Regions from separate parts of the Mus musculus genome. Here all the other regions are linked to region 1. Evidence: chromatin contacts called from ENCODE Hi-C or POLR2A ChIA-PET data. All regions are on one chromosome and are shown on one strand. The core of a region is the stretch at or near the end of the contact, and the rest is flanking DNA. Distances in the headings are between cores, read along the strand shown. Region 1 holds the start of Ccnb1 (cyclin B1). Region 2 holds the start of Slc30a5 (solute carrier family 30 (zinc transporter), member 5). Region 3 holds the start of Cdk7 (cyclin-dependent kinase 7).

Region 1 (4,282 bases), core at 714-3,213:
CTCAATACTAGTAGGTAAAGCAAGTCAAAGGAACAGATAATAAAGTCATTTATCCATCAGCTCAGCCCCACGTGAACTTGATTCAAAAGAATGCTAAGCCAGCAATCTTTATTCAGGTGTATCCAAGCCCCTGATTACAGAGAGCCCAGGCTAGCCTTAAACTTGCAATCTTCCTGCCTTAGCAGAAGTGCTCAAATCACAAACATGCACCAATCATCACACCTAGTAGTAAAATCTGGTGCCTTCGACGTGTATGCTTTTTTTGTTGTTGCATTTTTCTCTTTTGCATTTTAATACTCAAGGACTGAACCCAGGGCCTCCTAATATGCTGAACACAATCTAACAGGCTACAAACTCAGGCAAACTTCATTTTTAGGCTTAAATGCTAACCCATCATTCCATCATTATCATCTTTTTTTGTTTTCAAATACGGAGTTTCACTATATGTAGCTCTGGCTAGACTGGACCTTGTTACAGAGACTCAGAGCCCCACCTGCCTCTGGCCAGACAGAATACTGGGATTCTACCAAGCACCTTATTTTATTAATTAATCTCATTTCTCTGCCTGAAATCTTTTTAAAAATAGTTTTTGAATATACCATCCCAGCATTGGAGGTGGAAATCTCAAGTTCAAGGACAGCATGAGCTACAGAGACACAGAAAAGAAAATGATTTATGCCCACATCCGTGTCCCAGGCCAGCCAGGAGTACATAGTGAGTGAGACTCTGGTGTCTACATAAAACAAAAAGCCCCACCATATTTATCTGCCACCATTTGACGCAGGGTGCTAATACTCACCCCAGAGTCGTTAATGCATGTAAAATGTTTTTGCTAGCCACTCAATAATAAGTAATATATTTAAATGCTGTCATGTGCATCAACGTGAAATGAAGTCAGAGAGAAGAAACAAACTTTTAAAAAATGCAAGTTTACCAAAATAGGTTCAGGAGAAAGCTTCTCTTCTCTAACATGTTCAAGTTCAGGTTCAGGCTCAGGCTCAGCAAGTTCCACCTCTGGTTCACACACAGGCACCTTCTCTACAGGTTTTGGTAGGGCTTTAACAGTACCTTTTCCAGTACCTAGCGTTTTTGCTTCCTGTGGATGAAAGGGAGAGAACAGAATGTTTTCCCAAGGGTGACAGCTAGAAGATGGGCCTTTTCAGGTTAATTGGGCTAGGGAGATCGGTACCCTTTTCAGGGCGATAGTTACCCTTTTCAGAGGCACTCTTGCCTGTAGCTCTTCGCTGACTTTATTACCAATGTCTCCAAGAGCAGTTCTCGGTCTCAGCCCGGGCTTGGAAGCAGCAGTAACTGTCACAGGCACACGCTTGGCGCCTGCCATACTGACCTTGGCCTTATTTTCTGCGTTAATTTTCGTGTTCTGAAAGAAGTAAAAGAACAACTTGAAAAGGGTCCACGGCAGCAAGCAGGCAGCCCCGAGGAAGTCACGGGTTAATTAAGGCGGGACCTAACTAAGGAAAGCAAGGGTGGTAGGATCTAGCCTCCAGCCGTGACAAGCAAGTTTCCACCCAAATCTTTCACCTTTAATCCAGTTTCCCCTTAAGTCCTAAGCCACCCTAAACATGGTGAATTTACATCGGAAAGGATGCCATAAAAGCCTCCGTCGTAGACAGCTCTCCGGGAAGGCGAAGAATTCACCCTGGGCCTTCACCATTAAGAGCACAGCACCCACTCCCCACAAGTCCTGCAGCCCAGATAGGTCCAGAGGTCTTTTTCACCCTCCATAAGGTGGGTCCTCAGCTCCCCGGCCTCGCCGGAGCCCTCCCGGATCCCCCTCCCGCTCCGGGATCCCGCGGTCTTCTCCCGCCGCGATCACCGCAGCGCCTGGCCCGACTCACCCTAGTGACCCTGAGCGCCATGGCTCCTCCAAAATCAGAGGTTCCCCGATTCGAGAAGACACCCTAACCTCTGGCTATCCACAGCTAAACACTAACAGCCGTTCCTCCGCAGCACGCCGGGAGGAGTCTGCCGGGCTTAGGTTTAAACCCCGGGCCGCTCGCTCCTCATTGGCCAGTTCGTGGCACTCGCTCTCTTCCCATTGGCGCCGCGGGTTCCCGTAGAATGCGTTTCCTGGGCGATCCCGCGATCCCAAGTTCGGCGGGGGTGGGGCGGGGGCGGGGCCAGAGCGAGGCTGCCGCTGGCAGCACCGCCCACCCCTCGCGAGGTCAGGCTCTATGCCTGCGCACAAGTCGCATTGCTGCCACCTGCCTTAGGTAGGCATGGCGTGCAGTGCTCACTTGTGTGCTGTCCAAGCTAGCCCAGGCGACTCCGTTGGACTTTAGGAAAATGACTGTGGGGAGTACGCATATCAGTTTTGCTGTTGTCCTATTTATTGTTTCTCATCCTCTTCTATAGAAGTGCCAATACTATCTTAAGAGTTCCCGAAAGCTTTGTTGCAGAGACGGTCTTTAATATGACTGTTCCAACAGCTATCTGGGATGGATTTTGAGGTTGATAGCATGAAGTTTTAGCACACATACACATAGTAAATGTTTTTTGTTTTGTTTTTGCTTTTTGTTTTTTCGAGACAGGGTTTCTCTGTATAGGCCTGGCTGTCCTGAAACTCACTCTGTATACCAGGCTGGCCTCGAACTCAGAAATCCACCTGCCTCTGCCTCCCAAGTGCTGGGATTAAAGGCGTGTGCCACCACCGCCCAGCTGTAAATGGTTATTATAAGCAAATAGATTAACATACCAAGCTCCCCAATAGCGACTGCCCCAGTGATAAAAGAAAATGTGCCTTATGCTTAATTTTGCTCTAAGTTTAAGATTACTCCAAAAATATAGTTTTGTAAAATCTTATTTAACAAAGATCTCTATTGCAACTCTCTATCTTTCTATGTCAAACTCCTTATTAAGGCTTATTAACTTCAGTGAAATTTTCCACATTAATTTTCAGTAACACTAACGCGGATTTATTTATTGACCAGGATCTCTTGTAGCACAGGTTGTTGGCATTCCTTCTATGCTCCGCCCAACAGTTACCTAGCAACAGCCAGGTAGGCCTGGCTTGCTATAAAAAGGACTGTTTGGCCTCTCCCTCTCTCTCTGACTCTGCCCTCTTTTCTCTCTCTGTCCCTTTTCTCCCTCTCTCCCTTCTCCCTCTCTTCACAGGTTCCTGGCCAGCTTCTTTTCTTCTTTTTCTCCTTCTCCCTCCCCCCATCTTTTCTCCTCTCTCTCTTTCTCTCTCCCACCCCCCCTTCTCGTCCCTTCTCTTTCTCTGTCTCTATTCACTTCTCACCTTCCTTTCCCATGCCCCCAAGTAAGCTGTTCTATGGTAGACCCGTCATATGGCTGGTACCTGGGGTGAGGAGTGGAAGCCTCAGTACGGGCCCACTGAGGGCACCCCCTCCCACCACACCATCCTGTGCTCTCTAAAACATATTCTTGGTTTTATAAAATGCATCACAGGTTGTTGAACTTCATGTGTAACTGAGAGTGACCTTAAATCTCCTGCTCTCCCTCCCCTGCCTCCTCATTGTTGAGGTTACATATACATCTTTTTTTTTTTTTTTTTTTTTTTTTGGTTTTTCGAGACAGGGTTTCTCTGTGTAGCCCTGGCTGTCCTGGAACTCGCTCTGTAGACCAGGCTGGCCTCGAACTCAGAAATCCGCCTGCCTCTGCCTCCCGAGTGCTGGGATTAAAGGCGTGCGCCACCACGCCCGGCTCTTACATATACATCTTTACACGGGATTTATGTCACACCGGAGACTGAACCCGGGATTTCAAGCATAGTGGACAAGCACTACCAATGGAGCTGTATCCCTAGCCCTGTAGTAATCATTGCTTTACAAATTAAGATATGTAGTAAGCAAATACTATATCCCAGGATTCCCTGCTCATCCCCCGACCCTGTGTGTATGTAAGTCTGGCTTGTTTTATTTGAGACAAGGTCTTATCACACTCGCTTGAAGCAGTGTGCTTCAGGTTTCCCAGCTTTTGAAAGCTTGTCACCTGAGCTGGGGTGGGCCTTGCTGATGCAGTTGTCTTTGAGTCATTTCTGCTCCTGTGAGTAACTACAATAAAACTCAATGGTTCATTTCACCAAGTTGGATTTTGGTGGTATCCATACTTTTTGGTCTGTCTTGAACTCCCTATCTGGGGTGAGCAGATGTGTGTTTTGTCACACAACAGGTGTGGTGCAAAATGACACTCATGAACTCACTGCAGCTATCAGGACCTATACAAAACCAGCATCAGATTGGGCCTACCAGCATTTCATCACGGGCTCCTGTAACCCGATCATCCCTCAAGGGACCTC
Region 2 (4,584 bases), core at 325-2,824, 47 kb after region 1:
TGGAAGGATCTGATCATTTCGAATGTTGCAGTTAAGATCCAGTGCTCGAGCATACAGAAAACTCTGGAAACCTGAAATCCCTTGAAATTCAGCCAGCTCTGAGTCAAAATTTGAATTCTGTAATAACCTACGATAGAAGGGCAACTCTGCCAAGCAAATAATACAGGTAAGTTGGCAAAGGATGTTTACCACGTTTAAACTATTTATACTCTCACTCTCCCCCCCCCCCCATCCTTGAACTGTTTGAGAGTAAATGAAGTATATCACATTTTACCCTTGTATTTCCTAAAAATATGGCAACTCTGCTATGAAATCTGGAGTTATCAACAGGAAATTTAACAAAGATCTGATACTTTAATCTGTCTCCATAGTCCAATTTTGTGACCTGACCTAGTCTTGTCCCTTCTATTACTTCCCTTTATTACCAAACCATAGCACTAGCCCCTTCTGCATCTAGCTGTTTTATGGTCACTGGTTGACACGTGACATGCTATAAATGAATTGCTGAAAATAGACAGAAAACCAAATGCATTCTGCAAATCCCGCAGTTGGTTTAAATTCTACTCGGCATATGGGTTCCACCCCCACCCCCCCAGACAAAAGTTAGCTGGTATCGCTGTAACCACGGTCTAAGAACCTTTTCAAAAACAATCACGAAATCTCATCGTACATACTGCTAACCAGTTTGAACGAAATTGTTGGGCTTTATTTAACACCACCTCAGAACTTAGGACAGGACCTAAGGGCACAACTGGCTAGAGGCTTTAGGAAAAGGAAAATAATTTAGGCTGGAGGAAAAGTAAAGAATTTCCACGCTACGAATCCCCGTACGGCATGAGTTTTGGGGGAGAGGGGGAACGTACATTTCGTACTATTAGAATAAGCCCCCACCTCTCCCCACAAAACCACGGCAACGAAAACTCGATGACAGGGTTGCATTTTTGCTGTGCTGTATACCCAAGTTCATCGGCTTGTACTTTGGTTTCTTCGCCTGAGACGGTGACACCTTGCGCATATCCTCTGGGCGAGCCGTGGGACAGGCTACGGAGCCCTGCGTTACTTAAGTGGCAGGGAGGGACATTCAGATCCTCTCTCTCTAGGGACTGGAACCTGGCAGGCAGTGCGTCCCGAGCCCAGACTCCCGCCCGCTCGCCGATCTCAAGCCACGGACCGCAGAGGTAGCCCGCGGGGTCCGAGCAAGGCGGGAAGCTTGTCCGCACCGCCGGCGGCCGTGGAATCCCACCTTACCGGGCGCTGGGCACGTCCACCGGCCCGAGGCCACCGCCGGGCCCGGGCCGCGCGTCCCCGCCGTACTTCTCCTCCATGCAGGCTCAGGAGCCGCTGCCCGCGCCGCGGGCTCTCCTCATGGCTCGCCGCCGCTGCGGAAGCGCGGGCGCAGGCGCGTCACTCCCCCATGTCAGCAGCGTCCTCGCAAGCTCGGCAGTCTCCGCCGCTAGCCCGGGCTCGGCAAGCAGGCACACGCACGCTGGGCGGGACTAGGCCGCGGGCTGTTCCGGCAGCGCCGTTCCCCGGAGGCCGTACGGGCAGGAACGTTACCGGGCCACGTCATCCGCCCCGGCAGCCCTCACTCCCGGGGGAGTGACCAATCCTGCGCCTGCGCGCTGGTGGACACGTGGCTTCGCTTCACTCAGGCTCCTCCCACCGCTGGGAAGGCTCCGCTCGACCCGCCCCCTCCTCGCGTCTTCAAGAGAAGCCCCTAAGAGGTCCCTGCAGCGCCACCTAAGGTCCATCTTGGCTACAGCGTGTTCTCCTCGCTCGAGGGATGGATGGATGGTCCCCTAGAAAATGCATATTTGTGTTAACAAACAGAGCTTAGCCCTTTGCTTCAGGGTTCTTCTTTCTTAAACGGCTTCACTTTGTAGCCCAGATAGACCTAGAACTCAGCATGTAGCCCAGGCTAGCCTCATAAACCTGGATGATGAATTTCAGGCGTGAGCCACATATAGGCGTTGCTAACTCAAGTGCATTAACGGTTTTTTTTTGTTTTTTTTTTTTTTTTTTTTCTAATGAGAAAGCTAAAAGTTTTTTGAAGTGCCTGTGACTCCCACAAAGAGATTATTATTTTTGGATTTCTGATGATACGATAACGCAGAGTGGGAGGCTAAAACAATGGAGAAAGGCAACTGCTTGTGGATTTAATTGTTGGGCAGGAGTACAGGCTAACCTGCTCAAGTGTGTGAGAGGGAACACAGAAGGAAGGGGCTACAGGTGTGCTATTGTAAACAATTTTATTCCCTTTCTAAAAATATTGATTTTCTTCAATCCTGTCTTTGAAATGATATTACTTAGTGTAGACATATCTATATAAAAGCTATTTTTTTACAGGTACCTGGGTCTCTATTGGTCTGAGTCTCAATAATTGTGGACATCTTGGTCAGCATGGTGGCGCATGCTTCTAATCCCAATTATAGCCAGAGGCAGTTTGAAGCCAGCCTGGTCTACATACTGAATTCTAAGCTAGCCAGGACTACAAGGTGAGATCCTGTCTCAAAAGGAACAAGAAAAGAAATAAACAATTGTAGTCACTTGACCTATCTGTTGTTTAGTTTTCCTCCCGTTCGTCGTTTGTTGTTGTTATATAGAGGCAAGGTCTTATGTAGCCTAGGCTGGCTTCCAACTTGATATATAGCTAAGGACGGACTGGAACTCTGGTCTCCCTGCTTCTGTCTTCCAAGTGCTGGCATTATAGGCACACACCCCCTTTCCGGAAAGTAGGAATAGTAATATCTATATTATAAAGCTGTTCAGAGGGAATGTGAGTGGCATTTAGTATTACTCAGTAAGTGTTAGCTATTATTACTGAGGGAGGTTTGGACTGGTGATTTGAAGGAGAAAGTGGGGTTTCCAGAAGGACAAATCATAATTAGTTGATACTATTCTACTGAATTTGAACACACACAAAGAGTCCAAGTGACATGTATGTGAGCAAGCTAGCAAAGGCTTTACCTTTAATCTGTGGTAGAGAGTAGTTAGCAAGCTGAGAGCAAGACTCAGCTGACAGTGTAACATGTTAAAGTCTGGAGGTTTTCCAAAGAGCATCTGATAAACAGGAAAGGCTGGCAAAGAGTTTGTGAGTCATTTCATATTGATAAATTAAAAGGAGAAGAAGAAGAAGAAGAAGAAGGAGAAGAAGAAGAAGAAGAAGAAGAAGTAGTAACAGAAGCAGAAGAAGAAGTAACAGAAGCAGAAGAAGAAGTAACAGAAGCAGAAGCAGAAGAAACAAGGAACAAACCTTTTAGTTAGACTGGTGGCAAGTGCCTGTGCTCTTCCCAGCACAGGGAAAGCCTCAGGGTTTAAAAGATTGCCTGGAGAGGGGGTGGGGGGGTGGGAGGGGAGGAGAAGGGAAGGGAAGAAGAAAGAGAAAACCTTAGGGGTTGACACTCTTACTTGAGACCTCAGTAAAGGTTTTTCACGCTACACGCCGAGCCGGGAGGCAGGTACAGTCTGGAGAAGCTACAGACGCACACATTCCTGTTTGAAGCAAGTAAAAGACTGACAATACAACATAGCCTCACTGCGACTGTTTTTAGTGTGTGTGTGTGTGTGTGTGTGTGTGTGTGTGTGTGTTTCATTGGGATCTTGTTGTTTTTTAAACTCATCATGTATATGGGTTTCTTTTCTGTTGTTATAAAACACCATGGCCTAGGTGCCCTCCAGAAGAAGGGGTATTCGGTTTATGCTTCCGTAGGGTCAGGAGCCTGTCATGGCAGGAACGGTGGCAGGAAATGGAGGACGAGGAACGGTGGCAGCAGGCAGAGTGGCAGGAAATGGAGGACGAGGGCTCACGTCTTCAACTACAAGCTTGAAGCACAGAGAGCAAGCCAGAAGTCGGCTTTTTAGCCTCAAACGTCTTCCCATCCCTAGCGACATACTTCTTTCAGCAAGGTCACTCCTCCTAAACCTACCCAAGCATCACCACGAGCTGGGGACCAAGAGCTCCAGTGTATGAGCCTGTGGGGAACATTTTTAAAAATTGATTTTATGTAGAGGAGTGTCTCGCTTACGAGTGTGCATACCATGTGCATGCCTGGTGCCTAAAGAGGTCAGACGAGAAGGCCAGTTCCCCAGGATCTGAAGGTGTAGATTGCTGTGGGCCTCCATGTGGCTGTTGAGTTGTAGATTGCTGTGAACCCCTGTCTGTGTACTCCACGGGAGCAGTAAACCTTCTTACCTACGGAACCATCTCTCCAACCCTGGGGGCATCAACCGCAGGAGACTTCATAGTATTATGTTTATTTATTGTTATCTTCACATCTGGGAGCAACTGTTGGCGTAGAGTGATTGGGTCAGGTGAGGAGGCCCAACAAAATCGAAGGTTTTTGAAGAGGTATTTTAAATTTTTATTTTTGAAAATTTGCCTGTGTCTATGAGCTGGTTGGTTTTTGTTTTTGATTTTGATCATATTGACATGAACTAGGGTCACCTGGGCGGGGGGGCGAGATAATCTCAGTGGAAGAATTGCTTTTATTAGACTGGCCAGTAGGCAAGTCTGTGGGCTATTTTCTAAGTGATCGCTGTAGGAGAATCGTACCCATCAGTCGTGGGTGGCATTAGAAGGCCAGC
Region 3 (4,543 bases), core at 1,550-4,049, 56 kb before region 1:
AATCCTGGGACTAGAACAAATCTAACACGTTCTAGGAATAGAAAGGTGAGCGTGGCTGGGATGGTGAGCCAGAAGTAGACCTGGTGATAACAAAGACAGCAGCAGAGAGAAGAGGGGAGGATGGGAGCGGCTCACACCAGGAATACCATCGTTGAGAGGCTGGAACTGATAGGAGTTTGCCTGGGCTACAGAGTTCCTGTCTCAAGAAAAAGGAAACTGCCTGGTGTTTTGTCGTTTCTTCTGGTGTTTGGATATAATTCTGGTGCTTGTTTTCCACAACAGCAGGCTTCACATGTGCTAGGCAAAGGCTCCACCACTAAGCCTAGGCCTTGTTTGTTTGTTTTTTTTGTCTTGTTTTATTTATTTATTTATTTATTTATTTATTTTGAGACAGGGTTTCTCTGTGCAGCCCTGGCTGTCCTGGAACTCACTCTGTAGACCAGGCTGGCCTCGAACTCAGAAATCCGCCTGCTTCTGCCTCCCAAGTGCTGGGATTAAAGGTGTGTGCCACCAGTGCCCGACATTTTTGTTTGTTTGTTTGTTTTCTGTAGCTGTCTTCAGACACCAGGAGAGGGCACTGGATCTCATTACAGATGGTTGTGAGCCACCATGTGGTTGCTGGGAATTGAACAATGATCCTCTGGAAGAACAAGCAGCTGAGCCATCTCTCCAGCCTTTTACTTTCTATTTTGAGACGGGGTGGGGTCTTACTAAATTGCCTGTGCTAGCCTTGAAACTTACTCTTTAGCTCAAGAAGGTCCTGAACTTTATGTATATATGTCTTTAAGGGTGCACAAATGTAGGTGTAGGTATGTATGTTTGTGTGTGTGCACATGCAGGTTAGAGGCCAACTCAGATGTTTTTCCTCAGACACTGTCCACCTTGTTTCTGTGAGAAAGTGTCTCTCACGGGCATCTACCACGTAGGAAATGCTACATGGAGGCAGCCTCTGGGATTTGTCTATCTATCTCTACCTCCCCAGTTCTGGAAAATGCTACCATTTGATTCTCTTGCTTCAGCCTTTGGAGTCGCTGGGCTTACAGAAATAGGCCACCACGCCCAGCCAAGGCACTTGCTACCAAGCAAGGTCTCAGTCCCTGGAACCTACAAGGCATAGAGAGAGGCTCTCTCTGCAGTTGTCCTGGATCCTGCATATGCCCTGTGGCACACAAGCGCCCCCACCTGAAAATATTAATACAAAAATAATGTCTTAAAATAAAACAATGATAGTAACAGAATCACTGAAAAGACAGCAAGCCAAATACTAAATGAATGAAAAGGGGAGGCTGCCAGATGCGAGTGTAATTCTCCATACTTCAAAGGAATTGTGAGATTACAAAGGAAACAACAGATTCAAAGAAGCACAGAAATACAGAGCTCAACCACAACAGGCCCTGAGTTCTATTCGGAGTCGCAGAGTCACCATGAGCTGGCTATAGATGTCAGCAGAGGAACGAAGCTCAACCAACTGCTCTGTTCTAATGCCTCCACATTCCTAGCTGTGCGACCCTCAAGTCATCTAACTAGCCTCAGGTACCTCAAAGGGGAGGCAAAGACACTTTACCTATTTCACGGACTATTTGGAGGTTAAGTGGGGGAAGAAAAAAAAAATAGTCAAAAGTGTTTGGCACACAGGAAATTATATCAGGGTGTTGTTAATGAATTTAAGTTTTAAGAATACTTAAATCTTTCTAGAAATTACACTATTATCAGTATTGCTGATGCCAATGAAAACCTTCGTGTATAGATAACACACCTTTAACAACCTTTGACATGGAAAGACCATGCCATCCAAAAGGACTGAAGAGACGCTGTCCTTGCCTCCATAGCCAACAACCAACTTTTAGGGGATGAAACGTTTTAACTTGAACAAAAACTGTTTCAGCCCGAGTTCCATCTTGAAACACAGGATACTAATAAATACTACTGTCTATAGAGTTCTTGTAACTCCTTCAATCAGTGTGACTGTGAGCAGTAAGATGAAGCCGAAGGTAGCCCATGTCTGTAATGCCCGGCACTCGGGAGGCAGAGGCAGAAGGATTTCCACGAGTTGGGAGACCAATCTGGACTCCATAGCAAGACTATCTCACAGACAGCCATCCATCAACTGTTAATGCACGGGCATTTACTCTCTAAGAGTTGCCTGGCGTGGTGGAGTACGCCTGCAAACCTGCAAACCCCCCAAACCCCCAAACACAAAGCAGAAGGGTTAAGGCTCGCAGCAAGTTCTAAATAGCGAGGTCCGTGCCAGCAAGGGCTACGTGGCAAGCAAGACGCAAAGACTGGAGAGGAAACAACATAAAAAGGCAACTCACTTTCTTAATGGCGACGATTTGGTTGGTGTTCTTGTCCCTGGCCTTATAGACCGTCGCAAACTAGAAAGGGGAACAGTAACAAAGTCGTAAGAGGTCTTTCTTTACCTGCTGGTTGGTTTTTGGCCCTTCCCCACCTCCCCCTTTTAAGAACAAAGAAGCCCTGATTCTGGAGGGGACTGGCCACGGCCTGCTACGTGGTCTGGAGGCCTCTTCTTCAGCAGGGAAGAAGCAATTCAGGGATGGTGACAAGGGGACCGAGCAGCCGGCGGTGGCCAGGCTGTGCCTGCCTGCGCGAGAACTCAGCCCCAGGCCTCACCTGTCCCTCTCCGAGGAAGTCCAGTTTCTCATAGCGCTTCGCTCGAGACTTCACGTCCACAGCCATGCGAGTGAGAAACCAGACCCGGGCACCCAAGCTAAGCCCTCCACCCCGCAGGAATTTAAAGCGTCCGAAAGCTGCCCAACAGCTACTTCCGGTCGCTGGACGCACACGACCTACGGGTCCCGCCCATACTTCCGCTGTGGGCGGGGCCAGTCCTACGGAAGCTGAGTTGGGCCGCGAACCCTGCCCTTCCCCGCTGCCACGTGCACACAGTACCCGGAAGCTGTGCTGTCCTAGACTGCAGTCAGTGTCCATTTGTTACTGGATTTTGTCTTTAACGTGGATTTTTTTTTTGCTTCCAAAGATGATAGGCCAGGGTTCTGACGTGGTATTTCTAAGTTCGGAATGTAGCAGAAGTGTAAGGGCTTGCCCTTGCAGCTGTCTTGCTTTGCGTTACTGTGTCGCCTGAGTCTCTATGGACACCAAACCCCTCCATTTGTTTTGTTTTGTTTTTCTTTTTGTGCATGTTTTTTTCCTCCCCCCCCCCCCCACTAATTTATTGACTTATTCTCTTTACATCCTGATCTCTGCCCCACTTCCTCCAATCGGGTACCCCTCCCCGTCCCACCCTCAAGTTCTTAAAGGCTGATTTATGAAGAAACAGGCCCAGGAAATCAAAACCAAGTCCTACTGAATGCTATAGAATGAGCCTTTGGTCTTATAAAAATTTGAAACTAATGATTTAAGAAAAACATACAGGGGCTGGTGAGATGGCTCAGCAGATAAAAGCACTGACTGCTCTTTGGAAGGTCCTGAGTTCAAATCCCAGCAACCACATGGTGGCTCACAAACACCTGGAATGAGATTTGACGCCCTCTTCTGGTGCATCTGAAGACAGTTACAGTGTAACTAGTTATAATAAAAAATAAATCTTAAAAAAGAAAAAGAAAAACATACAGAGCCTTTACACATAGTAACAGTGTTTGCTATGTAATTAATGATTTCACTTTAAGCCTAGCTGTCAATTACTGGCTCCAGCAATGGTTTCCTTTTGAGTCATATCTTTGTTTCCAGTTTGCAGGGTAGAGGGTGGTTTTGTTGAGGCCTCAATTCCCTGGTGGATTTAAGAATTGATCTTCGGGCTGGTGAGATGGCTCAGTGGGTAAGAGCGCCCGACTGCTCTTCCGAAGGTCCAGAGTTCAAATCCCAGCAACCACATGGTGGCTCACAACCATCCGTAATGAGATCTGACTCCCTCTTCTGGAGTGTCTGAAGACAGCTACAGTGTACTTACATATAATCAATAAATAAATCTTTTAAAAAAAAAAAAGGAAAAAAAAAAAAAGAATTGATCTTCGGCTGGGCAGTGGACTGGGAGGCATAGGCAGGCTGATTTCTGAGTTCCAGGCCAGCCTGGTCTACAGAGTGAGTTCCAGGACAGCCAGGGTTACACAGAGAAACCCTGTCTTGAAAAACCAAAAAAAAGAGTTGATCCAAGGGCTAGAGAGATGGCTCAACATATAAGAGCACTGACTGCATATTCCAAAGGTCCTGAGTTTAATTCCCAGCAACCATATGGTGGCTTATAAGATCTAGTGTCCTGTCATGCAGGCATACGTGCAAATAGAGGACTCCTGATCTCCAAGCCCCTTAATACTTTTGTTAATAAAATTTAAGAGATCCATGCAAGGTTCACCATATCAAACCAAAATTGGGGGCATAATGAAGTTTTGCATTAGACAGAAACTAATCTGACTTTCCAAGGAACTAGCAGCCAGTTCTCCCAAGCTGGCCAGTTTTAGGTAACATAAAGAAGTACTTTAACCCATATGAAAAAGTAAAGTAAGCGTAATTAAGCAATCGGATTCTCCCTCTACTGTTTCCTGTTCTTGTTCCATCCCTACACATC

Evidence for each region. Hi-C counts contacts between places; a loop is a spot of excess contacts on that map. ChIA-PET counts read pairs that join two places held with the same protein, here RNA polymerase II (POLR2A).
Region 2: a map of heart shows a loop between it and region 1 (7-fold over the local background). The contact joins the promoter of Slc30a5 here to the promoter of Ccnb1 in region 1. A Hi-C loop is called at or near these places in 7 of 37 maps with a recorded cell type or tissue (CH12.LX, T-helper 17 cell, gastrocnemius and 3 more). POLR2A ChIA-PET finds 5 or more read pairs at or near these places in 3 of 5 experiments (Patski and embryonic stem cell).
Region 3: a loop to region 1 is called in a map of heart, with 2.8 times the contacts of the local background. The contact joins the promoter of Cdk7 here to the promoter of Ccnb1 in region 1. A Hi-C loop is called at or near these places in 4 of 37 maps with a recorded cell type or tissue (adrenal gland, heart and v-Abl transformed pro-B cells). POLR2A ChIA-PET finds 5 or more read pairs at or near these places in 4 of 5 experiments (Patski and embryonic stem cell).

What each region holds. Positions count from the first base shown.
Region 1 is chr13:100,784,523-100,788,804 of GRCm38, forward strand. It overlaps Ccnb1 (cyclin B1), which reads right to left and starts at 1,964. Exons shown (of 9, transcript NM_172301.3): 1 at 1,860-1,964; 2 at 1,211-1,381; 3 at 935-1,096. The coding sequence starts at 1,880.
Region 2 is chr13:100,831,853-100,836,436 of GRCm38, forward strand. Slc30a5 (solute carrier family 30 (zinc transporter), member 5) reads right to left here and starts at 1,575. Exons shown (of 16, transcript NM_022885.2): 1 at 1,249-1,575. The coding sequence starts at 1,325.
Region 3 is chr13:100,728,143-100,732,685 of GRCm38, forward strand. It overlaps Cdk7 (cyclin-dependent kinase 7), which reads right to left and starts at 2,800. Exons shown (of 12, transcript NM_009874.3): 1 at 2,632-2,800; 2 at 2,316-2,375. The coding sequence starts at 2,697.